Regions from separate parts of the Homo sapiens genome. Here region 2 is linked to region 1. Evidence: chromatin loops called from intact Hi-C (ENCODE). Cell type or tissue: chondrocyte. All regions are shown on one strand.

Region 1 (5,000 bases):
TTCATTAAATGTTAGCATCTTGTGAGGCTTTTTCTAACCTGCCTTGTAAAGTCACCCGTTTCTATTCTCTGTCGTCATCTGATGTGATCATAGGATCTCCTTATTTACCTCTTTCATTAGCATATGAACCCCATGAGGGTAGACACCTTTTTTTTTTTTTTTTTGGAGACAGTCTCACTCTGTTGCACAGGATAGACTGTAGTGGCACGATCTCGGTTTACTGCAACCTTCATCGCCTCCCTGGTTCAAGCGATTCTCTTGTCTTAGTCTCCTGAGTAGCTGGACCACACCCAGCTAATTTTTTGTGTATTTTTAGTAGGGATGAGGTTTCGCTGTGTTGATCAGGCTGGTCTTCTTGAACTCTTGGTCACAAGTGATCCGCCTGCCTTGGCCTCCCAAAGTGCTGGCATTACAGCTGTGAGCCACTGCGCCCAGCACCTTTTTTTGTCTTGTTTACTGCGAAATCCCCAACAACTATAGCATTTCCAGGCACATAGTAGATGCTTAAGAATTACTTACTTACAAGAGCACAAACATCGGCGAATAAAAAGAATTACCTATTGAATGAATGAGAGTTAGCTGGTGCAAAAAAAAAAAAAAAAAAAGCCAGTGCAGATTGAGAGACCTGGCCATAGAAAATTACAACGCTCAGGGATAAGGTATGGCAAGGAACGTTTTTTGTTTTTTGTTTTTTTTTTCGCTTTATTGCCGAGGCTGGAGTTCAGTGGTATGATCTCGGCTCACTGCAATCTCCACCTCCCAGATTCAAGCAATTCTCCTGCGTCAGCCTCCCGAGTAGCTGGGACTATAGGCGCACACCACCATGCCCTGGTAATTTTGTATTTTTAGTAGAGACGGGGTTTCGCCATGTTTGCCAGGCTGGTCTCAAACACCTGACCTCAGGTGATCCGTCCGCCTTAGCCTCCCAAATTGCTGGGATTACAGGTGTGAGCCACTGTGCCCAGCCTGGCAAGGAACTTGAGGAGTGGGTGGAGAGAACGCTGAGATGGAGTTGTTTTCAGACGTTTCCATTTGTCCCAGATAGCGATTCCCTTAAATTGTGGCTTAGGCTTCTGTTTTCTAAAATATTCTTAGGCCAGGTGCGGTGGCTCACGCCTGTAATGCCAGCACTTTGGGAGGCCGAGGCAGGCAGATCACCTGAGGTCAGGAGTTCGAAACCAGCCTGGCCAACATAGTGAAACCCCGTCTCTACTAAAAATACAAAAGATTAGCTGGGTGTGGTGGTGTGTGTTTGTAATCCCAGCTACTTGGGAGGCTGAGGCAGGAGAATCGCTTGAACCCGGGAGGCGGAGGTTGCAGTAAGCCGAGATCTCGCCATCCATTGCACTGACCTTGGGCAACAAGAGTGACACTCCATCTCAAAAAAAGTACATTCCTTAAAGTCATCTTGACCTTAGTTTATACTTGTAGTTAAATTCTCTCATAAGAAACAAATCTGGCGGGACGCGGTGGTTCATGCCTGTAATCCCAGCACTTTGGGAGGCCGAGGAGGGCGGATCACCTGAGGTCAGGAGTTCGAGACCAGCCTGGCCAACATGGCGAAACCCCATCTCTACTAACAATACAAAAATTAGCTGGATGTGGTGGTGCACGCCTGTAATCCCAGCTGCTTGAGAAGCTGAGGCAGGAGAATTGCTTGAACCTCGGAGGCAGAGGTTGCAGTGAGACGAGATTGCGCCATTGCACTTTAAGCCTGGGCAACAGAGCAAGACTCTGTTTAAAAAAAAAAAAAATCTGAGACTTTATTTCTCTAGCTTCTGGCAACACCCACACTGTCTTCCTGAAAAGGTAGCACCCGAGGGTTCGGGGAAGGAGCCTGGTAGTTCAAGTGCCCGGGGTGAGAGGTGAAGTCTGCCTTGGCCCTTCGCCACTTTAACACCTCCCTTTTTCTGTGTCTCGAGTTTGTTCTGTTTTACTTCCATTTGCAAAATAGTAATAAATAAATATCAGTGTCCAGCACTGTGTCTGGGCCATAGTACGTGTTCAGTAAATTATATGTCTAATGTTCCATTATTGGAACGCTAAGCATGTGGGAGTTATTTATATCCTACTGCTCGGGTCATCACCAGGGTCTGATTTTTCACACGTGTCTGCAATTCAAAAAATTGCAACCTCTGGCATAAATGGGTTAATGTTATTCCTTTTCTCATGCTCTCCCAGAATGTGACAGGGCTTCCGAGGGAAACACTATACCATGGAAGAACCGGCAGAGTGTCCTTAAGGCCCCGGCAGGAGTCAGGGTCATTATGTGCTGGAGCCACCATATTTGGTGAAAAGGACTTATTCCCAGGCCTGACCCAGCAGGATCACCTATGAAATTGGTTTCTTAGGAGATTCCTGGCTCTTTTCTTTGGAGATTGTTATTCCTTAGTAGCCAGGTAGAACAGTTTGCCTCACAGTAGTGAGGCTGGAGTGAGAATCTGATCTGACGCTAGTCAGTTCCTGGGTTCCTTTTTAGAGACACAGGGCACAGACAGGAAAGCAGAGCTTACTTAGTGTTTGCTTTCCTGGCTCTCATTCTTAGCCTTGGGGCAGCTTGGTCTCAGGTTTTCCTGTGGGCTGTAGTTGCAGTCTGTGTCCAGTAGGTGGCAGTGTGGCCCTGCCTACAGGAGGGAGCTCAGAACCTGGGGGCATCAGCTGCATCTCCAGGGAGGCCCAGTTGGGCTATTACTGTTTGGATCACCTTGCATCTGGGAGCGATAGGGCCCTTAGGGTTTATGTAGGTCTGAAATGGCAGTTGGGCCTGCCCACATCCTGTCAGCTTGAAGTCAGCCTTACCTCCTCTCCTCAGCAGCCTGGATTATCTCTCAGCCACTCTGATAAAGCCCACTGTGCCTCAGAGAAACAGGTTCAGAGAGGGGCGTCCCTGAGGTTGCCAGGTCACCACCCATGTTCCTCCAGTTAGGGGCCTCTCCCAATGCCACCGTTTTCTTCTTGGCCTCTGCCCATCGTATTTGTTTTGCTACCTGAGACCATGGACACCTTCAACTTATAAAATTCCTTTCTTCCTGCACAGGGGACCCTCACAATGATCCCAATGCTCAGGGGGATGCCTTCAAGACTCTCTTCGTGGCGAGAGTGGTAAGTCCCCAGCTCCTAGCTCCTGGAACCCCACGCTGCTGAGAGCCTGGGTCTGGCACAAAGGTCAAATAGGCTAGGTACAGGGGAATGTTCCAGGGGCTGTGGGACAGCTCTGTTCTCCCATTTAACGTCATATCCATCTCCTTGTAGAATTATGACACAACAGAATCCAAGCTCCGGAGAGAGTTTGAGGTGTACGGACCTATCAAAAGAGTAAGTGGAGTGGGTCAGGGTGTTTGAATTGGGGGTGCATGGAGGAGGGGCTGTATCCTGAGAGGGAGGGAGAGAGGTCCCAGCCCTGAGCATGGCTCACACCATTTCAGGGCCTGGATTTATGCATCCTGACTGTATCTCCATGCAGCAGACCTTGGGCAGCAGAAGTAAAATGAGAAGTAATGACTGCTGGTGGTTGGTTGAGAGCAGGGGTTGGCAAACTACAGACTTAAAGTTTTCCTGCTGCTCAGCCAGGCAGGTCTGTTTGTTTACACATTGTCTTTGGCTGCTACTGTTGTAAGGCAGGGTTGGATTGTTGCAACAGTATACGGCCGTCCAAGCTGGAAATATCTACTCTCTGGGTCTTGGCAGAATACCTATGCTGAGTCCCGTTTTAGAGGAAGGCTTTGTTTTACCAATCTTCTTTTAAGTCACTGAAGTGCTCTGTGTCTGATTTCCTTTATCTAACATGGGAGACGCATGCCTTCACTGGGCAGTAGTGAGGGCTTGAGGCCATCCTACACACAAACTGATGTTAGCCATGTCTCTTCTCCCTGCTCTGTTTCTGATACGTCTTTTAAAAATATTTATACATGTCAGGCCGGGTGCAATGGCTCACACCTGTAATCTCAGCTCTTAAGGAGGCAGAGGCGGGAGGATAGCTTAAACCCAGGAGTTCGAGACCTGCCTGGGCAATATAGCAAGACCCCGTTCTCCACACAAAGGAAAAAAAAAGTATTGTTGGGCCAGGCACGGTGGCTCACGCCTGTAATCCCAGCACTTTGGGAGGCCGAGGTGGGCGGATAACCTGAGGTCAGGAGTTCGAGACCAGTCTGACCAACATGGTGAAACCTGGTCTGTACAAAAAAAAAAAAAATACAAAAATTAGCTGGGCATGATAGCGGGCGCCCGTAATCCCAGCTACTGAGGAGGCTGAGGCAGGAGAATTGCTTGAACCCAGGAGGCGGAGGTTGCAGTGAGCCGAGATCACACCACTGTACTCCAGCCTGGGCAACAGAGTGGGACTCCATCTTAAAAAAAAAAAAAAGTATTGTAGGCTGGGCGTGGTAGCTCACGCCTGTAATCCCACATGTTGGGAGGGCGAGGCAGGCAGATCACCTGAGGTCAGGAGGCAAGACCAGCCTGGCCAACATGGCGAAACCCCGTCTCTACAAAAATACAAAAGATTAGCCGAGTGTGGTGTCTCGTGCCTGTGTGTGTGTGTGTATGTGCATGTGTATATATGTGTACACACACACACACACGTTGTTCTGCCTTGCACAGCCCAGTGACAACCTTGGCCCCACCCTTGTCCCTCTGATCCATTCAAGTCAGGAATCTTGGTTGTGTTTTGGAGGCTGTGGGGTCCCAGGTTCATCCATGATACAGGTTGGTCGCCAACTGGTAGTGATGTGAATGGCGAACTAGCCATCCTTTAGGGACCAGCTCAAATGCTGTTACCTCCCAGAAATCTTCCCTGGTTCATTCTGGCCACCTCTGTCTCAACAGCCCTGCCTTGCCCGTTGTTCTCCCTGACATGGTCCCCAAGGGGTCTTTCTGACATCCAGAGCTGACCCCATCTCTGCTGACAGCATCCCATGGGTCCCTAGCATGTTAGGACAGGTCCAGCTGCCACCATCTGGCCTTCCAGGGCTCTTCCCCAAGCTGTGTGGCCTCATGGACCT
Region 2 (5,000 bases), 100 kb after region 1:
GTCTCCACTCCCGGCTTCCCCGCAGCTGGGCAGCAGGTCAAGCCAACCCTGCTGATTGAGAACCCCTCTTAGGAAAGTCGGGCATGACGATTGCCCCAGGGTAATTGGCTGGCACCTGGAGATCTGGCTTCAGGGACGGCAGGATTCAGGAGAAAACCCCACTGTCCGCCACTCAGCCTCTGCTGCTATTTATTGCTAGGCCTGAAGTTTAACAGATATTTATGGGAGCGCCCCGACCTGGGTGCCAACCTCACCTCCTCCCTTCTCTTCCTCCACATAGCTCGTTGGTCCCAGGCCCCTTGCCCTCCTGCCCCCGACTTTTTCTTTCTTTCCTTTTTTTTTCTTTCTTTCTTTCTCTTTCTTTCTTTTTCTTTCTTTCTTTCTTTCTTTCTTTCTTTCTTTCTTTCTTTCTTTCTTTCTTTCTCTCTCTTTCTTTTCTTTCTTTCTCTTTTCTTTTCCTTTCTTTTCTTTTTCTTTTTCTCTTTTCTTTCTCTCTCTCTCCCTCTGTCCTCTGCCCCTCTGCCTCCCTCCCTCCTTCCTTCCTTCCTTCCTTCCTTCCTTCCTTCCTTCCTTCTATGCTTCCTTCCATCCCTCCAAGCTAAGGGTTTAACCCTTGCCCTGCCTGCATTATGGAGTATCCTGCATTAGGATACTCCTCCTTTTGAGGAGAGCAAACAGAAAAGTTTGTGGATACAACCTGGTGACTGGTTTTTTGTTTGTTTGTTTGTTTTTGTTTTCTTTCTTTTCTTTTTTTTTTTTGAGCCAGAGTTCCGCTGTGTCGCCCAGACTGGAGTGCAGTGGTACGATCTTGGCTCACTGCAACCTCCACCTCCTGGGTTCAAGCGATTCTCTTGCCTCAGCCTCGTGAGTAGCTGGGATTACAGGCATGCACCACTACACCTAGCTAAATTTTTTTTGTATTTTTTTTGTAGAGATGGGGCTTTGCCATATTGACCAGGCTGGTCTTGAACTCTTGGCCTCAAGTGATCCACTGGCCTTAGCCTCTGAAAGTGCTGAGATTACAGATGTGGGTCACCGTGCCTGGCCAACAACCTGGTGACTGTTTACAAGGGACCTGACACATCCTGAATGGTTGACAGTGATGACAGTGATGATCCCTACTCAAGCTTTTCCCAGTAGACACGCTGAGAGGCAGGCTTCCTCTAAGCTATGTTAGCAGTGTTACAAAGTGATTCAACATAAATAATTTATTCAAGCAGGGAGCAAGATATGAGAGTTTTGCAGAACACTAATACTTCTGTTTGTAATTTGTTGTATTTTGTATAAAGTGACTTTTGAGATGAAAGGGCTAAGGCCATATGCTACCATGCTCTAGGATTGCCAGTGATATTTTGGACAGTTTATCAAGCCTACCACTTTCCAGGTGAAAAATGGAAAGATCTCAGCTTAAAAGGGAGAAACGGGCCTGGCGTGGTGGCTCATGCCTGTAATCCCAGCACTTTGGGAGGCCGAGGCGGGTGGATCACCTGAGATCAGGAGTTTGAGACCAGCCTGCCCAACATGGTGAAACCCCATCTCTACTAAAAATACAAAAAATTAGCCGGGCATGGTGGCAGGCGCCTGTAATCCCAGCTACTCGGGAGGCTGAGGCAGGATAATTGCCTGAACCTGGGAGGCGGAGGTTGCAGTGAGCCAAGATCATGCCACTGCACTCTAGCCTGGGTGAAAAGAGCAAAACTCTGTCAAAAAAAAAAAAAAAAAAAAAAGGGAGAAATGTCTAATCATCTCCGGAATTGAATGGATGAATCATCCTTTGTTTCGCCAGTTCCCTCTAGATGGACATTTAGGTTCTCTCTTTCTTTCTTTTTTTGTTTTAAATAGAGACAGGGTCTCACTCTGTTGCCCAGGCTGGTCTCAAACTCCAGGGCTCAAGCAATCCTCCCACCTTGGCCTCTCAAAGTGCTGGGATTACAGGCGTGAGCTACTATGCTCAGCCTTCTGTTTTTTTATTATTCCAAAATAATAAAAGTTTACATCCCAGATGTAAAGTTTATGGGTCAAAGGGTACATTTATTTTTGACATGGATAGATTTCCTTCTAAGTAGCTTCACTCATTTCCACACCTGCCATCAGGGTAAGAGAGTGCCCCCTTGAGGCCATGCTCGACAATGCCTGATACTTTCACTCTAAAATGTAGCTCTCAATTTAACTGAAAAAAAATTTGCCAATTTAATGGGTAAACATGACCTCTCCTTGTTATAATTTATGCACTCTTGACTACCAGATAGGTTGGACATCTTTTCCTAAGCTTAATGGCCATATGTCCTTGTGCCCCCTTGTTTTTTTTTTGGTTTTTGTTTTTGTTTTTGTTTTTGAGACGGAGTCTCGCTCTGTAGCCCAGGCTGGAGTGCAGTGGCGCGATCTCGGCTCACTGCAACCTCCGCCTCCCGGGTTCACGCCATTCTCCTGCCTCAGCCTACTGAGTAGCTGGGACTACAGGTGCCTGCCTCCACGCCCGGCTAATTTTTTGTATTTTGTAGTAGAGACGGGGTTTCACCGTGTTAGCCAAGATGTTCTCGATCTCCTGACCCCGTGATCCGCCCGCCTCGGCCTCCCAAAGTGCTAGGATTACAGGCGTGAGCCACTGCGACCGGCCACCCTCCCGTTTTTTTAATTGGGGTTCATTGATTTGTATATGTATAAATGTATATACTCCTTATACTCTGGATCCTAATCCTCGGTAGTTTTGTTGGTCTTAATATCTTCATATCTTCTCGAAGTCTGTGGCTTGTCTTTTCACTTTCACTTTTGTATGTTTCTTTTCTTTTCTTTTTTTTGAGCCTGCCTCGGCCTCCCAAAGTGCTGGGATTACAGGCGTGAGCCACCGCGTCTGTCCATACACTAGGTTTTTAATCCATCCAAAGTTTAAGTACATGAGGATGCAAAATAGGGGTAGAATTTTTATTTTCCCCATAGGAATTATTGATGTTTACTGGCCGTTTGAACGTCCTCTGTGAATTGTACGTGGTATCCTTTATCTGGCTTCCTTCCTTTTGCGTATTAGTTTGTAAGGACTCTATATGTTTTGCCTTTTATAGGTTGGACAGATATTCCGGCAGTTTTTCCAGCTTGATTCTTACAGGGACCAGCTCTTTGCTAAGGCCATCGTTCATTCAGTCATTACTTAATAGGCGCAGCCATTTTAAAAATGGGTGCCAGGGCCCTGCATGGACCAGCTTGGTACTGAATAAATTTGAGTAAACCCCGGGTGACTGGGAGGGTCCTGGTCCTGCCCGGTGGAGGCTGCAGCTTCCTCTGAAGGATGGCATTGGGAAGACTTCCATTTTCCTTGGCGTCTTGTGACACTTGACCCTTGTGGCATCTCCCCACACCCCAGGCTGACCCCGGGTTTGTACCACCTGGGCCGCACTGTCCTCTGCATCGACTTCATGGTTTTCACGGTGCGGCTGCTTCACATCTTCACGGTCAACAAACAGCTGGGGCCCAAGATCGTCATCGTGAGCAAGATGGTGAGGCAGGGGCGGGGCCAAAGTGGGCGGGGACATAGGGAAAGGGGTGGGGCCAGGGAGGGAGTGGTCCGTGGAGAAGGGGCGTGACTTTGGGGAGCAATGGGGCGTGTTTTTGGGATATAGGGGTGGGGCCAGAGTAGGAAAGGGCGGGGCCAGACTCAGCCACATCTCCCCACAGATGAAGGACGTGTTCTTCTTCCTCTTCTTCCTCGGCGTGTGGCTGGTAGCCTATGGCGTGGCCACGGAGGGGCTCCTGAGGCCACGGGACAGTGACTTCCCAAGTATCCTGCGCCGCGTCTTCTACCGTCCCTACCTGCAGATCTTCGGGCAGATTCCCCAGGAGGACATGGACGGTAGGGGGGATGACGGCCTGACAGCCTTCCTCTGAGTCTCTGTCCCCGCTCCCTGGGTCTCTGTCCTCCTGGCTCTAAGAAAATATCTGTCTCTCTGAGTCTCTGTCTCCCTCTTTCTCTGGATCTCTGAGTGATACCCTATATTCCCCATCATCATCTCTCTGGGTCTCTGCCTACCCCACCCCCTCTGTCTTTCTGTCTGTCTTTCTTTTTTCTTTTTTTTTTTCTTTTTTTTTGAGATGGATGTTAGAAATGTTTATTTTGTGGTGTCGTAAAGAAATAGTACTTGAACATAAATTTAATTTTTTTAGTAAAGCCATTTTTATTTTTTGTAGAAAGGGTACACTCGCCAGCAGTTTTGTCATGAGAGTACACGGAACAAAGGAGATAGGGTCATTTATAACCTGACGCGTCTATTTTACTGCTGTGTCTGGTTTTTATTGGCTGGAACCGGACTTTACATTTTGTATTTGTCTTGATTGGCTAGTAACTTAGAAGTTTTTAAAAGAAGCGAAGGCAGAGGAGAACAAAGGAAGGAGGAAGTAACTTGTGGAATGTTGAGAAAGGTAAAAACACTTTTAAATAAGGAAGAGGAACAGGCTATGATCTAATGCTTGCTTGAACCAGTATAAGTATGTCAGGGCAAATATTTAGGCTAAATTGTGAGAGCTAAGAACATAAAGTACATTGATTTATTTTTTATGGCTAGTAGATATTTAAGAATGTTAGCACAGGTGTTTGAATAAATTTTGTTTCTAAGAGAAGTTACTATTTATTGTTAATTAGATGGGGAGGAAAGTCTTTGAAGAGGAACCTGTACTTTACTTTTTACATGGAGTTTTGCTCTTGTTGCCCAGGCTGGAGTGCAATGGCACGATCTCAGCTCACTGCAACCTCCACCTCCCAGATCGAAGCGATTCTCCTATCTCAGCCTCCCGAGTAGCTGGGACTACAGGCGCGTGCCACCACGCCTGGCTAACAGTTTTGTGTTTTTAGTAGAGATGGGGTTTCATCACATTGGTCAGGCTAGTCTCAAACTCCCCACCTCAGGTGATCCGGCCATCTCAGCCTCCCAAAAGTGCTGGGATTACAGGCGTGAGCCACCGCGCCCGGCAGTCTTCCTGTCTTTCTTAGGTCTCTGTCCCCCTCACCCCAT

The links. Hi-C counts contacts between places; a loop is a spot of excess contacts. Peaks named below come from ENCODE experiments on the same cell type or tissue, not always from the same donor. Only the 100,000 strongest peaks of a DNase experiment are listed, where the experiment ranks them.
Region 2: it touches region 1 in a loop (4-fold over the local background); 96 of 110 quality-filtered maps call a loop at or near these places.

Annotation. Positions count from the first base shown.
Region 1 is chr19:49,095,390-49,100,389 of GRCh38, forward strand. SNRNP70 (small nuclear ribonucleoprotein U1 subunit 70) reads left to right here. Exons shown (of 10, transcript NM_003089.6): 5 at 3,038-3,102; 6 at 3,253-3,315. Among named protein-coding and RNA genes, the nearest start is that of SNRNP70, 12 kb to the left of the region's middle. RefSeq lists an enhancer at 4,527-5,000. In chondrocyte, CTCF peaks have their summits at 2,608 (motif pointing right) and 2,849; no DNase peak of the experiment used is centred here.
Region 2 is chr19:49,196,942-49,201,941 of GRCh38, forward strand. TRPM4 (transient receptor potential cation channel subfamily M member 4) reads left to right here. Exons shown (of 25, transcript NM_017636.4): 18 at 3,359-3,491; 19 at 3,670-3,844. Among named protein-coding and RNA genes, the nearest start is that of TRPM4, 42 kb to the left of the region's middle. RefSeq lists a silencer at 1-144. In chondrocyte, CTCF peaks have their summits at 2,110 (motif pointing left) and 2,331; no DNase peak of the experiment used is centred here.